Linked DNA regions of Homo sapiens: region 2 is linked to region 1. Evidence: chromatin contacts called from ENCODE Hi-C or POLR2A ChIA-PET data. All regions are on one chromosome and are shown on one strand. The core of a region is the stretch at or near the end of the contact, and the rest is flanking DNA. Distances in the headings are between cores, read along the strand shown. Region 1 overlaps LOC105369844 (a long non-coding RNA gene). Region 2 has its middle 140 kb from the start of PHLDA1-AS1.

Region 1 (7,894 bases), core at 2,265-4,764:
ACTATGGTTACCAGAGGCTGGGAAGGGTAGTTGTTGCGGAGAGTGAAGGAAGGAAGGGGGAAGTGGGGATAGCTAATGGGTATGAAAATATAGTTAGAGAGAATGAATAAGATCTAGTATTTGATTGTCCAACAGGGTGACTACAGTCAACAATAATTTATTATACACTTTTACATAACGAAAAGAGTATAATTGGATTCTTTGTAACACAAACAAAAGATAAATGCTTGAGGTGATGGGTACTCCATGTACCCTGATGATGTGATTATTATACACTGTATGTCTGTATCAAAATATCTCATATATCCCTTAAATATATACACTTACTATGCACCTATAAACACTTAAAATAAAAATTTTTTGAAATAAAAATAAAAAGATCAACTTCCTTGGAATAAGATGTTCAAGACTTCCTTGCAGAAAACTACAAAACATAATTGAGATAAACTTAGAATGGCATAAAGGGAGAGAGATACATTGTGTATGAATGCAACTTCCAACATCGCAAAGATATGTTTTCTTCAATCAAAATAACAGGACTTTTTTTGGAATGTGGCAAGCTGATTCTAAAATTGTAATGAAAATGGCAGTGGACCAAAAACCATCAATATACTCTTGAAGAAGAGAAATAAGGTAGGATGACTTGCTATACTGCATATCAAGGCTTATTTGAAAGCTACAGTAAATAAGAGAAAAATAGACAACTGTACCAACAGAATACAATAGAAAAGAAAAAGACCCTTGTTTATAAAGAAACTTGATATACAATACAGTAACCACTAAAGAACAGTGGGGAAAATTCGGTAATTTGAATAAATGATTCTGGGCAGATTGGATATCCATTTGGAAACAGAATAGAATCTTAATTACCTGCCTCCTACCCTACACAAAGTCCATTCCAAGTAGAACTTAGTTATAAATATGACAGAACAATAAACTTTCTAGAGAAAAACATAATAGAATATTTTCATCATCTAGGCTAGCCTTAAACAGGAAACAAAAACCAGTTTCTAATCATGTAGGAAAAGATGAAAATTTGGGTTACAGTTAGATGGATAACTTGTTTTCATCAAAACACTTTAAGAACATGGAAATTGGAGATGATATTTGCAAAACATACAACTAACAAAGAGGTTGAATCCAAAGTATGTTTTTAAAAAAAACTCATCAAATCAATAAGAAAAAGAACAGGCAACACAATAGAAAACTGGGCAAAGACTTCAATAGGCATTTCACAGAATAAGATATCTAAATGGCCCATAAACACACAAAGAAAGGCTCAACCTCATCAGTCATTAAGGAAATACAATTAGTATCACATTGTGATACCATTATAAAACCACCCAAATGGTAATATTAAGATTGAAAATGCCAGATGTTTGCAAGGACATGAAACAATGGGAACTCTAATATACTGTTGACAGGAGTATAAATTGGTATAACCACTTTGGAAGACTATTTGCCATTTTCTACTAAATTTAAAAATATGCAAAAACCAACAACTCACTACTTCCACGCCTAGATATATACCCAATATAAATGCATACACGCATGTAGCCAAAGGTGTATACAAGAAAGGTCATAGCAATATTACTGGCAATAGGCAAAAATTACAAACATCTCCAATGTTCATCTACAATAGAATGGATAAATGTGGTATATTCATGAAATTGAATAGCATACAGCCATAAAAAGGAATTAATCCCAGCTATACACAACAATAATGATGAATCTCACAAATGTAGTATTGAGCAAAAGAAGCCATACACAGAAGAATATATACTGCAGGCCTTTATATTGCTTTTAAAAAGATGCAAAATCAAATTATAGTGCTTAGAAATGCATTCTTAGGTGGAAAACTATAAAGAATATCAAAGTAATTAGCATAGTAGTTAGCATATTGACTATTTTTGAACTGGTAGTGATTGGAAAGCTGCAAGGGGGGCTTCTAGGGTATAAGAAATGCACACATTCATCTGGTAGGTGACAATCACATGAGTTTTCTCTGTAATCACTGAGGTATATATTTTAAAATTTTGTCTACTTTTCTTTCTGCATTATTTCACAGTGGAGAAAAGTTAAAAGAAAAGAAGCAGATGATATAGTCTGTCAATTCATGTTAAAGTGCTGCAAAAAGATCAAATGGAATGAGAAAAAAATAAAAGCTTTAACATTTGATAGTTACAGGTAATGTGCAGCCTTTGGAAGTTTCAGGGAAGTCACAGGGAGAAGAAGTAAAAGAGCCAGCAGTCAAGAGTTAAAGATAAGCAGATAACAGGAAGCAGACAGTAAGTCCCGCCTACTCCACTTTGGAGGGAAAGAAAGAAAAAGGCACAATGATAGCAAGGAAGGATGATGCTACTATTTTATTTTTTGGTGTGTTTCTGTTAAGACTGAAACAATTTGTGAGTACCTTAGTGGACAAACAGAAATGAACCAGTAGAAAGGGAAACTGTAAAAAATGTAACAGAGATGTGATGATTATTGGATCAACACCCTCTACACTGTGGCCTCCAAACTAAACTGTTTTACATCTCCTCCTGCCCTTTGTCCCAACATTTCACAGAGCATGTGGGAAAGGAAGTCAAAATAAGAGAAATAAGAGAAAGCTACATGCTCCATTGTCCATCACCATTTCCCCAGCCGAGAGTAGATTGGAGTGAAGAGAAAGGGAAGTTTTGCCCCGAATAAGGGATTAATGTTCTGAAATAAATTGTCCTTGAGTTTGGAAGGCTTGAAAATGGATTTTTTTTTTTATGTCTGAAATTGCCCTAAGAAGCAGTGAGATTCACTGGTGGTAAGGCAGAGGGAAGGATGAGGCCAAGGTTCAACCAAACTTAAAGACAATTAGGCAAAAGGAATAAGCTTTAGTGATCTATTGTACAGAATGACTGTAATAAATAACAATGCAGTACATATTTCAAAATTGCTCAGAGAGTAGACTTTAAATGTTTTCACCACAAACAAACGGTAAGTATGGGAGCTGATGAATCTGTTAATTAGCCTTATTTAATCATTTCGCAATGTAAACATAGATCAAAATATCACTTTGTACCCCATAATATACACAATTATTATTTGTCAATTAAAAATAACATTTAGAAAAAAACTTAAAGACAATAATGAGAGAGAAAAAAAGCTGGCTAGTGATTTCTCCTGTAGTGGATGCTGTGGTTTTCCACCTAGTCTCTCTCCATAACCTTCTCAGGGCTGAAGCTCTCATTTCTCCAGTATTGTGGGTGTTGGCAGCTGCCTGCTCTTAGCTTTCTCAGGTTTGCCTAAAGCCAAAGACAATCACCCTTCTGAGGTCATACTTCCTTCCTGTGTCCCATGACTGGCCTGTGTAGAACACTGTGAAGGGCCCACCTGATTCCAGAGCTCCCTACGGAATGAAGTGAGGCCTTGGCCTTGACTGCCATTCAGCTTATCCTTTTACCCCAGGATTTCTCAAATTCAGCACTATTGACATTTTGACCTGGATGATTCTTTGTTGTGGTGGCCACTCTGTATATTACAGGGTATTTAGCAGTGTCCTTGGCCTCTATCCACTAGATGCCAGTATGTCTCCAGATGTTGCTAAATATATCCTGGGGTTCCAAACCTTCCCAGTTGAGAACCATGATGCAATCCTGCCCTTTTGACAGTACCCCCTGAGGCGCTGATCCTAAGAGCATTCCCCAATAAACTTCCTGCATACAAATCACCAGATCTGTAGCGCACGCAACAAATTCAGTTCACTCAATAAACACATGTTTATTTATTAGTAAAGTATACCTGTACTACTGTAATTATATCATAAACACTATAGAGCATAAACAAAGAATAATTTAAGGTGAGATAAAAAAATAAACATAATTAGTAGTTCTAGCATTTTCCCCTACTCCTCAAAAGAATGTTTACTAGCACCTTCTAGGGAGCCTAAACCCTACATTGGAGATCAGTACCCTGGGAGCTGGGAGACATCAACAAAAAGAATGTAGGTGGAGTGTTCAGCCTTACTAACACTGAGTTAAGGGAAAACAGGGAGGATACTTAAAATAAAAATACTAGGGGTGACATGGTGATGGGCGGCAAGGTGGAAAAAGTCTGGTTTATATCCAGATGGTATTGATCACTTCAATAGGTATTAGATAAAAGGGACTTGTAGCTAAATAAAGGTCATGTCTTACAGTGTCTACAAATTACCTACTTAAATTCCTATGAAAAAAAAGTAAAACGAAACTTTAAAAGGTAGCAAAGGTAATGAGAAGTAAAGATAAGAAAGACCATGAATCAAAAGTTCAGAGGGAATTGCTTTTAGTTGTATCATTATTGGTAGGCCAGGCGCAGTGGCTCGCGCCTCTAATCCCAGCACTTTGGGAGGCTGAGACATGCAGATCAATTGGGCCCAGGAGTTTGAGACCAGTCTGGGCAACATGGTGAAACCCTGTCTCTACAAAATATACAAAAATTAGACTGGTGTGGTTGTACGTGCCTGTAGTCCCAGCTACTCAGGAGGCTGAGGTGGGAGGTTCACCTGAGCCTGGGGAGTGAGAGGCTGCAGTGAGCCATGATCGTGCCACTGCACTCCAGCCTGGGTGACAGAGACTTTGTCTCAAAAAAAAAAAAAAAAACAAAAAAGTATCGTTATTGGATTATAGATAAATTCTTGAACTTCCAACGCATTCTTTTACCTCTAAACTTAACATTAGGCCATCACAACATTTTATGAGCTTATTAAAATAATACCATACCATTAGAAATAAATAGAAATTTTTAGAGATTCACACAGAAACTGACAGATAATTGTAGTAAGATACTTCATTCCATTATCAGTCCATTTTAGACGAAGTAGTAAAAATAAATGAGATACAGGCTTTGAATAATGTTAAGTAATAATGTTGAAAACATGTTTTTCCCATTTACATTTAAGGCCTAAGTTTCTAACCACTCTTGGAGCATTCTTCAGCTTTTTCTGAAAGTGAGAGAGTTTCAGGGTAATAATCCATGTATCCTCAGGACCAAGTCCCTCATAGATAGAGCTATAGAGGCCAGGTACGGTGGCTTACACCTGTAATCCCAGCACTTTGGGAGGCCAAGGCGGGCAGATCATGAGGTCAGGAGATGGAGACCATCCTGGCCAACATGGTGAAACCCCATCTCTACTAAAAATACAAAAATTGGTTGGGCATGGTGGCGTGTGCCTGTAATTCCAGCTACTCAGGAGGCTGAGGCAGGAGAATCTCTTGAACCAGGGAGTCAGAGGTTGCAGTGAGCCAAGATCGCGCCACCGCACTCCAGCCTGGCAACAGAGCAAGACTCCATCCCCCCCCAAAAAAAAAAAAAAAAAATAGATGAATCTATACACCTCTGTGTATTCTAGAAAAGCATGGGACAAGCTCTTTTCTCAAACACGACAGTAAATGTGTATTTAATATTATATCAAAAGAAAAAACAAGAAATAATTTAAGAGAAACTTGATTGGAACATTCTATTTTTTTGGTAGTCAAAAAGTAAAATAAAACAATCAACAGCAAGATTGATCAGCCTAACTACCTAAAACAAAGCAATCATCAAAAACAAATAATATGTACTCAAGTTTATGTCAATAAAATGTAAACCTTAGATGAAACTGATACATTCCTAGAGAAATATAACCTACCAATACTGACTTACCAAAAAAAACTTTGTATTATAACTGTTAAGTTGACTAAGCATTTAAAAATCTACATTCAAGGAATAAATGAGCTGAAATAAATTTACAAGGTGAATTCCACCAAACATTCAAAACCAGGTTACCCCAATCTTATTAAAACCCTTAAAAAATGAACAAAGAGGGAGCAAACATTCTCTAACTCAAATTCACAGGAAAAAAAAAAAAAAAAGGACATGGAGGGCCAAGCTACAGAAGAAACGCAAAATACAAATGAACATATTAAAAAAGATCCAACTGCACTATAAGCTACAAATTCAAATTAAAACCGTAATTAGGTGCCAGTTTTGCTTCTCAAATTTGCAATTACTTTGTGGGTACAGTGCATTGAAGACTGGTAAGGGAACAAATTGTTACAACTTTTATAGAGAGCAACAGGAGAAATCTGGCAAGATGTATCAAAAGCCCTTTAAAATGTATATTTTAAATAGTTATTCTACTTATAGGAATGTATTTTTAGCAAATAAAAAGAATTGTGGGCAAATAGGGATGTCTATTACAATATGATTAAAAATAAGAATCAATTAAAATTATAATATTCATATGTGGGAGAATTCTTAAATATATCCTAATATATTCATTCAAAAGAGTGGTTTGCACCATATAAATAATATAAGGAATTGAAATAATTCAAAGAATATTTAGCAACATACAAAAAATATGACACAATATTATATATGCATAGAATACAAAACTAGAGATGAAACATAACCCCACTTTGTATGAAAAACACTGAAGATTAAGACATTAAAGACATCAAAACATTGATAGAGATTGATATGGTTTGGCTGTGCCCCCCGCAAATCTCATCTTGAATTGTAGTTCCCATAATCCCCACGTGTTTTGGGAGGGACCTAGTGGGAGGTAATTTAATCACAGGTGCAGTTACCCTCATGCTGTTCTCGTGATAGTGAGTGAGCTCTCACGAGATCTGATGGTTTTATAAGGCACTTTTTCTCCTTTTGCTCAGCACTTCTTCTTGCTACTGCCATGTGAAGGACGCGTTCGCTTCCCCTTCCACCATAATTGTAAGTTTCCTGAGGCCTCTCCAGCCCTGAGGAACTGTGAGTCAATTAAACCTCTTTCCTTTATAAATTACCCAGGCTCAGGTATGTCTTTATTAGCAGCATGAGAACAGACTAATACAGAGGTTATTTTTATGTCGCTAAGAACATATGTGATTTTTTTATTCCTTTGTTTTCCCCAAGTTTTCTGCGAGTATATATCACCTTATAACCAGAAGAAAAAAAATAGTCTTTTTAAGGATCTGATGAACTTATCTATGGTGTAAGGGTTATAACTAGAGTAGGGATTAAATAGAACAAATGGAAAAACTTTGACTTATCACTTTAGGAAACATTGCAACAGAATTAAGAAGAATAAGTAAAAAACACAAACTATTTGGAGCTGGATAGACATAGTTTTTTTTTCTTAAATAAAAAAAAAGTATTATTATTTTTATTCAGTCTTACTCTGTCACCCAGGCTGGAGTACAGTGGGGTGATTATGGCTCACCGCAGCCTTGACCTCCCCAGGCTCAAGCAAGCCTCCCACCTCAGCCTTCCCAGCAGCTGGGACCACAGGCAAGCACCACCACACTCGGCTAATTTTTGTACTTTATTTTTTTTAGAGACAGGGTTTTGCCATGTTGCCCAGGCTGGTCTCGAACTCCTGGGCTCAAGTGATCCACCTGCCTCAGCCTCCCAAAGTGCTGGGATTACAGGCATGAGCTACTGCACCCAGCCTAGACATAGATTTCAGTCTCGATTTAACTACCTATTAAATATGTCATATTTGGAGCTTTCTTATCTACAGGCTAAATACCCTTCCTTGCATGACTCTTGTCTGAAACTGAGTTGACATAGTCAATGGGCCTGGCATGATGTCTAATGTAGAGTAGATTTTCCAAAAAAGTTTCATCATGTCCCCTTACTGATACCTAGATCTTACCTTTTGATAGCTCAGCCTTAATCTTTTGCCTAAGATCAAGTTAATGTTGCCAGTATTTCCACTATGATCAATTAAAACTTGATTCCATAAGGCCTCATCTATGTAAGGTAAATTTAAAATGACATTTGGCACAGCTGAATACAAAAATACATCTCCTTCCATAATTAATAAAGACAGGAAATAATTTATTCAAAGAGGACTGAAAAAAAAAGTTACCTGAATTGACAATTATTTGAGCTTACGAATCATTTC
Region 2 (7,894 bases), core at 387-2,886, 270 kb after region 1:
CTTGTTATGGGCTAAATTGTGTCCCCCCCAAAATTCACAGGCTGAAGTCCTAATCCCAAGTACAGTAGAATGTGCCTGTATTTGGAGATAAGGCCTTCAGTGAGGTAACTAAAGTTAAATAAAGTCCCAAGGGCAGGTCCAACCCAATATGACTGCTGTCCTTATAAGTGGAAGAAATTTGGACACAGACATGTACAGAAGGAAGATCATATAGGGACACACAGAGAAGACAGCCATCTACAAGCCAAAGAGAAAGGCCTCAGAAGAAACCAATCCTACTGACACTTTGATCTCAAACTTCTAGCCTCCAGGACCGTGAGAAAACAGATGCCTTGTTTAAGCCATCCAGTTTGTGGTACTTTGTTATTACAGCCCTAGAAAACAAACATAAGAAGAGACACCTCTCTCTTGGTTGTGACCTTCGAGGAGAAAATGACATTGCTGCCCTCCATATTCATTGCTGCTAGAAGGAGGAGTAAGGTGGAAAGCATGCCTCATTCCAGCACACACACAATATCAGTGGCTCACACAGTGTTCCACTATCACCACCCACATGCCCAGTCCCACTGATACAAGTGGACAGATTTAGGACTTTCACAAGAAGAAAAGCACATTTCTCAGTAAATTAAACTAGATCATCAATGTTTCACCCTTATTTTTTTCTTTATACTCAAAGAAATATTAACAGCCTAATAAATCTCAGGTAGGTAGCTAAATACCTAAAAATTTTCCAGAGAAAGAGTAAGACCAAATTTACTCTTGATGTCTTGCCCCTAATCTTAGCACCAGTGACTATTGTACTAGATGTTTCCTCAAAGTTTTTATTCCAGGGGTCCAGCTCAGTATACCCAAGGGAAAGCAGACTTGGGTATACTCTTTTCAGAGAAGTCTAACAGTTGAGCCTGGAACCAAGGCTAGAATTCCTAAGAAGAAAGGCTTACTCATCAGATTTTCACAAAACAGCTCAATGCTTTTCATTTTTCCATTTATTTTTCATTTTCATTTTCATTTTTCCATTCATTCACTTTTTCAGGAAATATTTATTGTGCATCTAGTGTGTGCAAGGTTCTGTAGTAAGGGCCAGAGGTATAAATGATGATAAAGCATCAACATAACAAAAAACCATAAGAATTGTCCCCCCAGAAAGCTAGAGCATGAGGATTTCTAAGAAAAGGGAAGAGTGAGAAATCACAGAAATCAAAAATTTAGGATTATGAGAGAAAAAACATTCCAAAGATCAGCTGCCCTATTTTTTCCAGGACATTTTATCAGTTCAGGAAATCAAAATAAAAATATCACATCATTTGAACAGATATTCAGATGTGATGGGCAAACTATAGTCGTGTGACAGCTCACAAAGAGAGATAAATATTTTCCTCTGCCTCCTTCCCTCTCTGACAAATATGCTGATCGGCTCCTTTGCAACTCCCCCAAATACATACTATTTACATTCATTGAAGACAGCCAAATCGTTTTACAAGTGTATTTCAGTGTTTTGAATCTTCTAACATCAGGCAATCCCTGTTACTTTCTTTGAAACAAGTTTCCACTATGCAGAGAGAATAAATAAACACACTCTGTGCTGTTAGCAGGTTCACTCTGTTGTCTGGGTTGCGGGGAATGGAGGTGGTGGCAGTGGCAGCACTGATGGCGATGGCCGGGCTCAACCCGAAGGGAACAGTGCTGCTTTTTCTTGCAGCCCTGGGAGAGAATCGCAGAGTGCTGCAGGAAGAGGGAAGATCCTGAACCCACTCAAGAGAGCGCCTCAAGGGCAATGGTGTTCTCTCTTCAGGCACGTGATCGGGAACAAAGGAATCTTTATTCATCTCTTTCTGCTGTACTGGTTTGCTTTATATTCCTTATAAGCAGCTGAAAAAGACCATGAGCAGCCCTTTCAATCAGCTGAGGAAGAGAGGAAAGGTTTCAGAAGAGAGAAGCTGTCAATTCTGAGAATGGTTTATTCACATTATAGAATAATCTTTCAAGAAAAGAACTCTACAGGACTGATCTTTTAATTATAGAGGGATAAATACATCTGTGAAATCTACCAATTTCACTTTGGATTAAATACTCTTACTAAAAGCCAGATATTCAGTAAACAAAGATCTCAATTTGGAAATGGCTTTTCTCCCTAATACGTGTCTTCTAGCTAACGTCCTACCCCATTCCACCCCCAAATTCTAGTTGCTATTTGAGAAACAAAAATACATAACCTATTAGAGATGGAGTTTGAGGGTCTTAGATATGTTTCATTTGCTACCAAGCAAGCTCTGGATTCTCAAAAATGTTGATCAATTATCTGTGAATAATTTTAAGATCACAGTGTCTTATAGGGAATATTTTTTGATTTATCAAAGAATCTCAACATATTTAATCCTATGCACAAATCACATCCCAGCTGTGGTTGAGAAATACAAGCAAGAATCACAGTTAGAGTCTTTGGTGTACCTTCACGGTGCCAAAGACAGGGTGGGCAAAGATACACACTCCATAAATATTTATTTACAGAAATGACATTGTTCATAATTCCAGAAATTCCACCAAAATTTTAAATTGCAATTTCTTCTAGTTCTTTTTGGATGTAAAACAAGCATAGAAACAGTGCCTGGCTCCTAGCTGGTTGTGTCTTTCCTGGCTCATTTTTTATGTAGTGCCTCTGACTAAAACAGCCCAGAAGCAATTCTCTTGTCCACAAACAAGGGAGCCAACAGCTTTCTGTGGCCCTTTTCCATCTCCCAGTATTCTGGATGAGTCAACCCTCTTCCTTGGGGGTTTCTGGAGACTTTTGCAAGTGCCCATTTCAGAAAATCCCATTTCCACTTGAAGTATTTATCCCAGAAAAAGAAAAGATTAAAGAAAAAGAAAACCCTGAGTTTTCTCAAAAACTATTTATTTGCCATTGATGTTCCCGCTTACGTTTTGTGGAAATCCTTCTCTAACTTGATATTTACACAATATTGTAACATCTCCTTTTTGTGTTATTTCTTAACTTTGAAATAAATGGAGATTCTTTAATAGATGACATTTAGACAGATGTCATTCCAACAGTAGGCTGATTCTTCCTATTACTTAGAAATTGTTTAAATTCTGAGGCATTCTCATTTATGTCTATTGGCATCAGTTAACCTGTGGTTCCAAAAGCTAGTGCCAAGTTTTGGTTCTTCCTGTTTGCAAAATCAACCTTTCCCCATGTCAGCTGTTCCTAGGGTGGAGGCGGTCACAGAGTTCCCAGCAACACTTCTTGTCAATGTACCCTGTGGCGAACATCTCTTCTGTTCCCTAGATCTCATCCCTAGATCATTGTCCATTCTTCTCAGATGCTTCCCTCAGCATTCAGGGCCCAGGCTCCAGGAATCAACATTGCTTCAAAATAATCTCATAACTAGCTTCTAGACCAGTTTTCAGCCAGTCTCTTTTTAAATCTTCTTCACAAAAATTTTGAGGCTAACCCATCCGATTTTAATCTAAGTAAGGAGAGGACAAAGATTATTTACTTGACCAAATTTTGGGCAAGCTCCTGAAACTTCTCCTAGGCTCATCTGTGTACTTTCTTATAAAGTCCAGTTTTAACAAAGAATCCTGCTGAGTCAGTTTAGCAAGCACTTCCACCCTTGATATCCGAGCACCCTCTGTATCTGGCTGGGTTCCTCCTCCTCCACCATCCCCCAGGTGATGTCTGCTTACCCTGGCCTGTCTTCAGTAAGAATCCTGTTAGGTCAGTTTAGCCAGAATCCTCCCTTGCCCCTGAAGTTTCCTCTTAGTAATTTTTTTTATCTAATGACCCCCACCGTGCTTCTTCCATATAAATTCCCACTTGCCCATGCCGTATTCTGAGTTGAGCCCAATCTCTCTCCCCCACTGCAGAATCTGATTGCAGTGATCTCTATACCTATTAAGATGGTCCTGAATAAAGTCTCCCTTCCTGTGTTTTAACAAGTATCATTGACTAGTTTTTTTCTTTAACAGAAAGGAAGAGATGGTATCAAGACATTTTCTCTTTATTATGGGTAGGTATGATATCACCTGTGGTAACTTTCATTTGTTCTGTACTTCCATAAAGCTAAGGAGCTTGGCTGAATAGGCTCAGCAGCCAGCTCTGGGCCCACACAGTCCTCTGTTCATAGAGGGGAAAGTGTCAGCTCACAGTTCTTCACTCATTCTCTCCATTCTACTTTGTCATTCCTCTGCTGTTACACTGACCTGCTGCCAGGTAAATGAAACTGACTTTTTTATTTTTATTTTTTGAGACAGAGTCTCACTCTGTCACCCAGGCTGGAGTGCAAGTGGCATGATCATAGCTCACTGCAGCCTAGTACTCCTGGGCTCAAGTGATCCTCCCACCTAGCCTTCCAAAAACCTCCACAGGTGCACACCACTACATTCGGCTTTTTTTGTTTTGTTTTGTTTTGTACACAGGGGGTTTCCCTTGTTGCCCAGGCTAGTCTCCAACTCCAACTCCTGGGCTCAAGCAATCCTCCTACCTTAGCCTCCCAAAGTGCTGGGATTACAGGCGTGAGCCACCACATCCAGCCATAAACTCTGACCTCTTGGGCAGATGGAATTTCCCTCAAACATAGTAGATTCCCCTGGCATAGGGTAGAGGGGGGATCCTTGAGAAAAACTGGATCATATTCTGCATGGCATATATTTCAAATATTATATTCTTACACTGTATTGTATATATTAGTTTGTAATTCTGTTTTCCCCTCTAAAGTGTCAACTTCATCAGGGGATGTTACCTCCTTAAAGGAAAAAGTATATTTTATTTATCATGGTTTTCTCAGTGCCTTACACATTGTAGATGCTCAATAAGTAATTGTCCATCTTCATGTACTGTTGTTCTTTTACACGGTCCTCAGGAACTCAGCAGAGGGGACTTGAGACAAAGGAAAGGAGCTTAATGGACCTCCCTCACAGGAATAACATTTAATAAAATAAGACAATAGGAGAGTAGGCCTGGGAACCATAAAGAAAGAAACCCCTAAAACAAGATTCAGGGAGGGGAACTATAGAAAAGAGGGAACAACCAAGGGCCATGTGTCAGCAATAAGAGATAAATATCTTAGAAAGTACTGATCTAAGACAAGCCCAGATCCCCCAAGTGCCATTTCAGAGCTTAAAGCAACTGCAAAAGACGAGGAACGGACTTTATCAGTAAGGGTCATGTTCCTCACCTCACTCCCACATTACACCCTACACACATCTCCCTCACTCCACAGGGACTTGATGAATATCATCTGTCAGCCTCCTTCCTTTCCTGGTTTCTCAATGAGCCTGTTTCCCTTCTCTTCCTTTATAAACCCCCCCCCGCCACATGCATTCTTTGATCTTGATAGGGCCTTATCTATCCCATATCCTCTGAAAGATAACCAGCTACTCAGAATGGCCTCTTCCTCACCACTGTCAGTTCCACCCCCGGCCACCTTGGCAGCAGTTCCAATCTTGCTTCACCTTACTCGCCACAGGCATTTAAGCACACCCAATGGGCCTAATCTTTACTGACCAGCAATGCCTGAGTAACTGATTTGAATAACCTAGATTTTTTTCTCTCTGGCCTGTAAAGAATTTCATGGAAAACCCACAGGCCTCTGCTGCTGGCTGCCATGATGAATAGCCATGTTTATTTTTCTGGTGTCTCTGTCTGTTTCTATTACACTGATGTGCTGTGTCCTGGTATCTCTACCTCTATTACATGGATGCACTGTGTTCTGGGAGTCTGACAAAATAAAAATATAACAATAACAACAACAGAAACCCTGCAAAATCTGGAGGATATCTTAAAATGACAGCCATCGTTGTCAGGACTATAGCATAGAAGGAGAGAGCTTGGGCATCTACCAATCTTGGATTTGAATCTTAGCTCTATTATAAGACTTTTTGCAAATTACTGAATCTCGCTGAGCCTTAGTTTTTTTAATCTGTAAAAGAGGACAAGAATACCACCTTCCTCGCAGGGTTACTGTGTACTTTTAACCATTCTGCCCACTACACAACTGCAATCCAAAAACATTGCACTTGGTTCCTCCTTCACTTATTTCCAAGAGATCCATGAGATCCCTGGTATCACAGAGTGAACCATGCTAGCCTAAAGGAGATACCATCCGAGTTCTGTTCATTATTTTTAACTATATTTAAGTGTATTTGATTCTTCAACAACTAGAGCCTAATTTTTTTGTATTCAATGGAATTTTTTTCAGGAAAAGAATCTGCACTAATTTATATGACTGATATACAGAGTAAACATAAAGGTTCACGAAGCCAGTGGTTCACAAACTGAGGACTACACATACCCTGGAGGCCTCAAGGAACACAAATTCATGCACTCGTTACGATTCATGTGAGGACTGAGTGAACAATGCTATGTAAACACACACAGATATATCCACATATATTCATATATATGCAACATTGCTGTTTCAAATATAGGTTGTTTATATAGAGGCTATTAATAAAATATATTTTAAAGTGTTATTTAATTTATAAAAGCTTTTATCATTGCCTATTTTCTCAGCCAACATTTGCTATTATAACACGTTGTGGTTCTACATTTTAATATTAATATTAATAATTAAATTGTGACACTGTTATTACTAGTAATGTCTATTATTAATTGTTAATAATAATAGCCAACATTTATTATGTGCCAGGCACTGTTCTAATGACTTAACATACATTATGTACTCACATACTCATTAAATCCTCACATGATCCTATACAGTAGACCTATTATCATTTCTAATTTATGTATTAGGAAACGGAGGCACAGAGAGGTGATGTTAACTTGCCACAGAGCTGGTAAGTGGCAGAGCTGGGATTCAAGCTCAGATATCTGGTTCCAGAGTCCAAGCCCTCTGTTTTCACATTTAATCAGTGGAGAACTCAGGTTTGCAATCATATATTGGTGTCACTGTTTTTAACCAAAAAATTATTTGTGACCTTGACGTTGATTTTATTTTCTATGAAAATGAGCATATTTCTAAGAAGATACAAACTTTGATATATGTGTGTACACTGGCATATATACAACCAGACGTACAACCAGGAAATCTGTGATAACTAAATTCAAACAAAATAATAATAGCTGAACAATGAGAACACAGGGACACAGGGAGGGAACAACATACACTAGGGCCTGTTGTGGGGGTGGGGGAAGGGAGAGCATCAGGATAAATAGCTAATGCATGCGGGGCTTAACTCCTATGTGATGAGTTGATAGGTACAGCAAACCACCATGGCACACATTTACCTATGTAACAAACATGCATGTCTTGCACATGTATCCCAGAACTTAAAATAAAATTAAATAATAATAATAATAAAAACAGTTCATGCTGGCTGGTCTGCCTACATATGCTCCAATCCAAGTAAGTCACATGGGCCAGAGTAAGTTTCCATTAATGGCATTTCCTTTGATTCTCATTTTGTCACCATCTTGCTGCTTTCACTTTTCTCTGCCTCTGTTAGGTAATTGGCTTTCCAATATTGAGCTATTTGATCCAATATTGAGCTATTTCCTAAATTGGGAGGTAACAACAACAGAAGCAACAACTACTGAGGAAGTTAAATGCAATAAAAATAGAATGACACATTTCAACTTTTCACCTCTCCACTTGAGATACATGAACAGTCACACTCACCTTCCATTTAGTTGATTGAACTTTCGAGAACATTCATTGACTCTCTGCCATGTGCCAGAAATTATGTTTGGAGCTGTAAATATGTGAATAGAACTAACAATGCACCAATACAGCACTGTCTAAAAGATTCCAGGCAGGCCATTCACTCAACTTATAACTGTATTGCAAGATAGAATGTCATCAATACCATTCACGGGACAAAATTCTATATGAGAATTGTCATTCTGAACAAGAAGCGGTAACTCCAAAAGAATTAG

The links. Hi-C counts contacts between places; a loop is a spot of excess contacts on that map. ChIA-PET counts read pairs that join two places held with the same protein, here RNA polymerase II (POLR2A).
Region 2: a map of Caco-2 shows a loop between it and region 1 (3-fold over the local background). The contact joins two enhancer-like sites. A Hi-C loop is called at or near these places in 1 of 168 maps with a recorded cell type or tissue (Caco-2). POLR2A ChIA-PET finds 5 or more read pairs at or near these places in 3 of 52 experiments (A673, CD4-positive, alpha-beta T cell and activated CD4-positive, alpha-beta T cell).

Annotation. Positions count from the first base shown.
Region 1 is chr12:75,620,422-75,628,315 of GRCh38, forward strand. The region is part of intron 9 of LOC105369844 (a long non-coding RNA gene); the gene reads right to left. Among named protein-coding and RNA genes, the nearest start is that of KRR1, 110 kb to the left of the region's middle. Within about 2 kb of position 3,515, at least 3 of the 41 ENCODE cell types and tissues checked have a DNase peak (open chromatin) inside an H3K27ac peak, as active enhancers do.
Region 2 is chr12:75,887,660-75,895,553 of GRCh38, forward strand. No RefSeq gene overlaps it. Among named protein-coding and RNA genes, the nearest start is that of PHLDA1-AS1, 140 kb to the right of the region's middle. RefSeq lists a silencer at 350-644. Within about 2 kb of position 1,637, at least 4 of the 41 ENCODE cell types and tissues checked have a DNase peak (open chromatin) inside an H3K27ac peak, as active enhancers do.